Linked DNA regions of Homo sapiens: region 2 is linked to region 1. A link is a contact called in ENCODE Hi-C or POLR2A ChIA-PET data. All regions are on one chromosome and are shown on one strand. The core of a region is the stretch at or near the end of the contact, and the rest is flanking DNA. Distances in the headings are between cores, read along the strand shown. Region 1 holds the start of ZBTB45 (zinc finger and BTB domain containing 45). Region 2 overlaps A1BG (alpha-1-B glycoprotein).

Evidence for each region. A loop is a pair of places that touch in the nucleus more often than their neighbours do. ChIA-PET counts read pairs that join two places held with the same protein, here RNA polymerase II (POLR2A). Pooled maps may share reads with other maps.
Region 2: a loop to region 1 is called in a map of chondrocyte, with 5 times the contacts of the local background. The contact joins the enhancer-like site here to the promoter of ZBTB45 in region 1. A Hi-C loop is called at or near these places in 1 of 168 maps with a recorded cell type or tissue (chondrocyte), 3 of 37 single-sample maps with no recorded cell type and 7 of 50 pooled maps. POLR2A ChIA-PET finds 5 or more read pairs at or near these places in 11 of 52 experiments (CD4-positive, alpha-beta memory T cell, GM12878, HEK293T and 8 more).

The regions. Positions count from the first base shown.
Region 1 is chr19:58,517,863-58,521,141 of GRCh38, forward strand. It overlaps ZBTB45 (zinc finger and BTB domain containing 45), which reads right to left and starts at 1,948. Exons shown (of 3, transcript NM_001316979.2): 1 at 1,880-1,948. RefSeq lists enhancers at 195-855, 1,913-2,232 and a silencer at 1,723-1,822.
Region 2 is chr19:58,346,076-58,349,356 of GRCh38, forward strand. It overlaps A1BG (alpha-1-B glycoprotein), which reads right to left. Exons shown (of 8, transcript NM_130786.4): 7 at 1,278-1,565; 8 at 1-954. The coding sequence ends at 947. Among named protein-coding and RNA genes, the nearest start is that of A1BG-AS1, 4.3 kb to the right of the region's middle. RefSeq lists enhancers at 719-1,219, 887-1,166, 1,220-1,720, 1,937-2,016 and a silencer at 1,417-1,746. Within about 2 kb of position 1,421, at least 27 of the 41 ENCODE cell types and tissues checked have a DNase peak (open chromatin) inside an H3K27ac peak, as active enhancers do; they include GM12878, where a contact is called at or near this core.

The sequences.
Region 1 (3,279 bases), core at 698-3,197:
CCTCCCCCTACCTCAGACCTGGCCAGGCCGTCTACAGCCCCCCATTAACGCTGCAAACCCTAGCACACCCCTAGGAGAGGGTGTTGGCCTCAATCACTGCTCCCGAAAAGGTTCAGGCCTTGGCCTACTCTATGTTGACTCACCCACCCACCCCACCCCAACTCCAATAACCCTAAGCCTCCCCATGTGCCCCTCCAAGAGGGCAGCCCGGTGTGTAGAAGAGGCCAGGGACCCCCATCCCAACTGGCTAACCTGCCTCACCCCGAGTAGACCTTGCTCTCTACCCAGCTAGCTTCCACTCCTCCTCCACCCCTGCTGACAGCTCCTTTTGGTTTCCTTTAGCCACATCCCCCCAGTATGAGACCCTGTGCATAGGCAGGATTGCTGCCTCAGAACCAGGTCACCTTAACTAGTATATACAGAGGCTCTCGCAGGAGTGGGGTGGCATGACCTGCTTCCTGGGCAGGGTGGTTCTGGGTGTGCCTAGTCACTAAGGGCTGAGGGTAAAAGGTTGGGCAGTACCTTGGGAGATGCCCCAGGGAAACCAGTACATGCTCCCTGGCAGCCCCTAGCATAGCGAGCAGGGAGGTGGCTCCTGCAGCCCCAGCTTCTTGCCATCTCGATGGGGCCTGTGGGGCCCAGGGTGTGGGTGTGGCACAGAGAGGGGAAGTGTGGATTGAGCAGGGGTGTGTGACTGGATAGCTGCCCATGGAGTAATCGGGGACACGGCCCAACATCAGGCACCAGAAAGGGGAGGGGGTAGTCCTCAGAGGACTCTGGAATCTGAGGAGTTCTGCTACTCCATCCATCAAGCAGGTAAACCGTGATCCTTCGGCCTGTTTCCCCTTCTATCAAACAAGGGATGAGATACTCGGCTCATCCCGCACCCAGACTGCACACACCTCCAGTCTAAGGGAGGAGGGTAGGAGCTCTGGACTCTGACATCCGTATAGGCTCCACCAGCCTGTCTCTCCCTTGGAGTCACAAAGCCCCAGGGTGGGCTCGGCTTGATGCTGCCCCTACACCCTCGGGCTCTACTGGGGTCTCAAGATTCAACCCCTCCGACTCCTTATGCCCAATCCGCCGTCCCTTTGCTCAGCCAGACGCCTCCCTTTTTTGCATGCCCCACATTTGACCCTCAGACCACTTCGAGCACCTCCACTGCCCCGTTCCCGCTGTCCTGGACGGATGAAGAAACCTGGCTGGTGTCTCTGCGCCCCTCGCCTCCCCTTCTGTTCCCCACACGGCAGCCAGAGGGAGCTTTTCCAGACTACGGATCCGGATACACCACCCCGCTCCCTGGCCCTGTTCTGAGCCTTCTGTGCAATGCCTCAAAAAAGCCAGGCCTGTGCCCGCGCAAAGGCTAACTCAGCAAGCAGCACCGCCCCATCTGTATTCACCTAGCACCTGAAAGGATTCTAATCTGTCCGGCCGATGGGGACGGAAACTTGCGCATCAACCCGAGAGACTTGAACCTTCCTTTCCCGCCCCGCCCCGCGACGGGCTCCATTCCTCAGTCCCGACGCCGCAAGGCCGGCCTGGACACTTCAGAACAAAGGCCTGCACTCGAGACCCGGCGCCCAGGCCAGCTTCCCGGGTCCGGCGCCGCACACTCCCGCCACGCCTTCGCCGCGCCGTGTGCTTTACTCCGAGCGCGTTCTCCCATACTCTGCTCCATTGCCCGCGCCCCACCCTACGCCCAAAGCACCCCTCTGACCCGCCGCTGCCACCCCGCACTCTGGCCCCCGCCGTACCCCGGTCCTGCAGCGCCCCCTCGCGTTCTCAGCGTGCGCTTCTAGCGGAGCGCAGGTGCCCCTCCCCTGGCACGCCCCAGCCTCCTCGCCCGCCCTGCGGCAGGGGGATGCCCATTCGACCCCACCTCCGACTCCTCTTCAGGCACCAGGCTCTGCCGTGGCCGCTTCCTCCTGACCGACTACAAGGCCGCACTTCCGGGCCGTTACCCCGGCGGAACGGAGGCCTGCGGTCGCGGCGGCGCAGGGGAAACCCTAGGCCGAAGCACGTTTCCGGTATTTTTATGGCGATCAGCTCCCGCCAGTCTGCACTCCGGCTCTCCTCTTAGTCGGAACCAAAGTCGAAGAGGCTAGGGCTGCCGCGTCGCGAGGAATGTCTGGACCAGAGCACTCTTCCGGCGTCGCCCAGGAGATCAGGGGTGTGGCGGGCCTGCGCGATCAATCCGCAAGCTCCCTGTGATGCAGAATGGGAAGGCAGTTCCCGGCCCAAGTGCCCAACGTGTTCTGGCCAGTTTAAACCCCACTGCGAACCGGGGAAGTGGCCTTATTCCTGTGACACGGGTGAGAGCTGAAGTAGGTCTCGGTCCCTGGCCGCCAGGAGGTGCAAGCAAGCTACCACTACTGCAGACGCTCCAGGCCCGCCCGCTGTGGGTGGGACTGGGGAAAGGACCCCATCTCGGCCTTGGCACCTTCTACTACAACGCAGACAGGAATAGACAACTGCCTCACCCTGCTCTGGGCCTCCCCTGAGCTAGACCCTGTGAGATTCTGGGACATTGCAAGTCAATCTGGTATGGGGGACAGAATTCCGAAAATGGCCCCCTCCGAGATTTCCGTGCCCAAATCCCCAGAACCTGTAAATATGATTATCTCACCTATGAATAGTTACACTACATGGTGAAAGGGTTTTTGCGGAAATAATTAAGGTTACTCATTAGCTGATCTTAAAATAGGATATGATTCTGGATTATTTTGGTAGGTCCAAGGTATCATAAGGGTCCTTAAAGGCAGAAGAGGAAGGTGGAGAAACTTGAAGTAGGAGAAGGGTTCCAGAGGCTTTGAAGGTAGAGAGGTCCATGAGAGGAAATGCAACAGGACAGGTGTCATGCTGAGAATCTGAGAAGAGCTGCAACAACAGCCAGCAAGAAAACAGACCTCATGGCCCGGCGCAGTGGCTCATGCCTGTAATCCCAGCACTTTGGGAGGCCAAGGCGGGTGGATCACGTCAGGAGATCGAGACCATCCTGACTAACACAGTGAAACCCCATCTCTACTAAAAATACAGAAAATTAGCTGGGCGTGGTGGCAGGCGCCTGTAGTCCCAGCTACTCGGGAGACTGAGGCAGGAGACTGGCATGAACCCGGGAGGCGGAGCTTGAAGTGAGCTGAGATCGCGCCACTGCACTCCAGCCTGGGCGACAGAACGAGACTCCGTCTCAAAAAAAAAAAAAAAAAAAAAAAAAAAAAAAGGCCGGGCGCGGTGGCTCACGCCTGTAATCCCAGCACTGTGGGAGGCCGAGGCGGGCGG
Region 2 (3,281 bases), core at 171-2,670, 170 kb before region 1:
GCACTACCACCCTGGACTGGGAGGACAAGACCACAAAATGCAGCTTCCCTGAACCTCCTCTTGGTGATGGGGTTGATGTGGTCGAGGTAGAGGTGAGTATGTCTGGAGCCTCAAGCAACTGCCCATACCTGCTGGGACCAGGCCGAGGTGCCCAGGGAGTAAGAGGCAGCATCCTGGAAGAGCACAGATGAAAGAGGCCCTGAGAAGTGTTGGTTGGCCAGGTGCTGTGGCTCACACCTGTAATCCCAACACTTTGGGAGGCTGAGGCGGGAGGATCACTTGAGCCCAAGAGTTCAAGACCAGCCTGGGCAACATAGTGAGACTCATCTCTACAAAAAATAAATAATAGAAAGAAAAATGTGAGTTGGCCAGGCATGGTGGCTCATGCCTGTAGTCCCAGCTACTCAGGAGGCTGAGGTGGGAGGATCACTTAAGGCCAGGAGTTCAAGACAAGCTTGGGCAACACAGTGAGACCCTGTCTACAAAAAATAATAATTAGCCAGACGTGGCGATGCATGCCCAGGCTCCCAGCTACTTGGGAGGCTGAGGCAGGAGGATCGCTTGAGCCTGGGAGGTCAAAACTGCAGTGAGCCGGACTGCAACACTGCACTCCAGCCTGGGTGACAGTGTGAGACCCTGTCTCAAAAAAGAAAAAAGAAAAGAAAACTGTGCTCTTAAGAGCCAGTTCTCCACTCCTCTACCTCAGGAGCCACCCCAGAACCCATCCACTTTGAGGACACGAGATCCCAGCCCACTCAGCCCTGGGAGTCCAAAGACATTTTAAACAGAGCCTCTCTTCACATTTATTAATTCCTGGGAGGAATGAGGGAGGCTTCTCCAGCCCCCCAGAGACCCCGGCCTTGTGCTGCAACAGGAGGGGAGGGAGCCAGTCCAGAATCCCCGGCACTTCTGAGGACACCAACAGCACCCTGGGCCCGCGGCTGCATCAGCTTTCTAGACAACGGGAGAAAAGAGAAATGGTGGAGGAGGGGAAATCCTATGCCCTCCTCCTCGCGGAAATCAAGGCCGACCTCCCTGACGCCCCCCCGGAAGGAAGCGCGTGGTCGGCTGCCAGCCGAGACCCCCATCTGCGCCTCCAGCTGCAGGGCCTTTGCTGGGCGGTTCCTCGCCCGCAATTCCCCCACGAGCCCTGGGGAGACCCAGCGCTAACCAGGGGTGCCCAAGGGAGGAGCCGGGAGAGGCCCTCCTGGAGGTGGGCACAGCCCAGGCAAACATCAGCAGACGGAACCAGCACCCGGGACCCAGGGAAACGTCACCTGCCACCAGGAGCTCCACAGGGTCGCTGAGCTCCGATTCGAAGGTGTGGGGCACCCAGGAGCGGTAGCGGCACCTGTAGTTGCCGGCGTGCTGGGGCCCCACGAAGATCAGCTCGAGGTTCGCCGCGGCCCCGGGGGTGCGGACCGTCTTCACGGCCTTCGTCTCGCCCTCGCGCAGCAGCTCGAAGGTGACGTCGGGGATGGGTCCCTCGCAGCGCAGGACGGCATCTCGGCCCGCCAGGACCGCCCCACTCCACGTCGCCCGGAGCTGAGGCCTGGGAGGGGGTCCTGGGCGGAGCGGGCGGGTGGTCGGGCCAGGCCACGCCCCAGGCCACGCCCCAGGCCACACCCCAGGCCACACCCCAGGCCGCGCCCGCGCCTGCGCCTCAGCCCCGGCTTCATCTTCCCTGTCTTGTTCCTGGGCGCAGAGGGCTCCTCCGGCGCCGCCGAGCTGCGCCCGCTGCCTTCACACCCCGGACATCCGCGCCACACGTGAGTGTCCCCGCACCCCTCCCCCAGGACCGTGGAAGTCCCAGATTCGGGCCTGCTCTGGGGCTTCTGGGGTCCCCAGCCTCGGTCACTCTGACGGGTGAAGGGAAGAAGAAATGATGGAGAAAACGGTGCTCCTTCATGGAGGGACCAAAAAAGGACATACAATCTATGTCAATAGATGAGGGTTTTCCCTCCATAAGTTTAACTTTAAAAGTGTATTTAAGGTGCCGGGCGCAGTGGCTCACACCTGTAATCTCAGCACTTTGAGAGGCCGAGGCAGGCGGATTGCCTGAGCTCAGGAGTTCCAGACCAGCCTGGGTAACACGGTGAAACCCCGTCTCTACTAAAATACAAAAAATTAGCCGGGCGTGGCAGCGTGCGCCTGTAATCCCAGCTACTCGGGAGGTGGAGGCAGGAAAATTGCTTGAACCTGGGAGGCAGAGGTTTCAGTGAGCCAAGATTGCGCCACTGCACTCCAGCCCGGGTGACAGAGTGACACTCCGTCTCAAAAACAAACAAACAAAACAAAACTGTAAGGAATCAAATGTTACAAAATCCTGGAAGATTTTGGTAATGCTGTTGATAATTTCAGGGAAATTAATGAAGTACATGTAAGTGCTTGATTTAAATGTGTATTTTATTCAATAGTTTGAGTATCTTGCCATGGAAGATACTAGCCCAGCCTAGCAGAAAAGTGCAATATGTATAATATACTTTCGCATTTTAAAAGTTATATTCCCTATCCATTTTGAAATGCTAGCCAAACTACATGAAGTTATTTGCAATTAATTGTAAGCTAATCAGGAATTTTGAAAGCTTGATTGGATTAACAAACTATAATGTTGAAATTTGGTAAAATCATAATGTTAATTTTTACTGTGAAACGTTTTCTTGTAAGATAGATATACACATCCTAGTTTAATTTTGTGTCTTAGTGTGGATTTACAAATTTACTACAGTTATTCTGAGCCCAGGAACCCAATCAGATTTCAGGCCAGTTTGATACTGGCTGTTCTTAATTCTAACAGGAGAGTAGGACATCATACTAAATGTTATGTCAGTGGGACTGTGTTGTCTTTGGAGCTTAGTAAATTAATCATTTTCTTCAGACTTTAAGGAGAGTGATAAATAAAATTTGGAGTCATAGGATATAGATGTACAATTTAAAGATTAAACATTTTTTTTTTTTTTGAGATGGAGTTTTGCTCTTGTTGCCCAGGCTGGAATGCAGTGGCATGACCTGGACTCACTGCAAACTCCACCTCCCGGGTTAAAGCAATTCTCCTGCCTCAGCCTCCCAAGTGGCTGGGATTACAGGCATGTGCCACCACAGCTGGCTAATTTTGTATTTTTAGTAGAGACAGGGTTTCTCCATGTTGGCCAGGCTGCTCTTGAACTCCTGATTTTGTGATCCACCCGCCTTGGCCTCCCAAAGTGCTGTGATTACAGGCGTGAGCCACCTTGCCTGGCCAAGATTAAACATTTTTCATCAATTGTGGATGGTGGCTTATA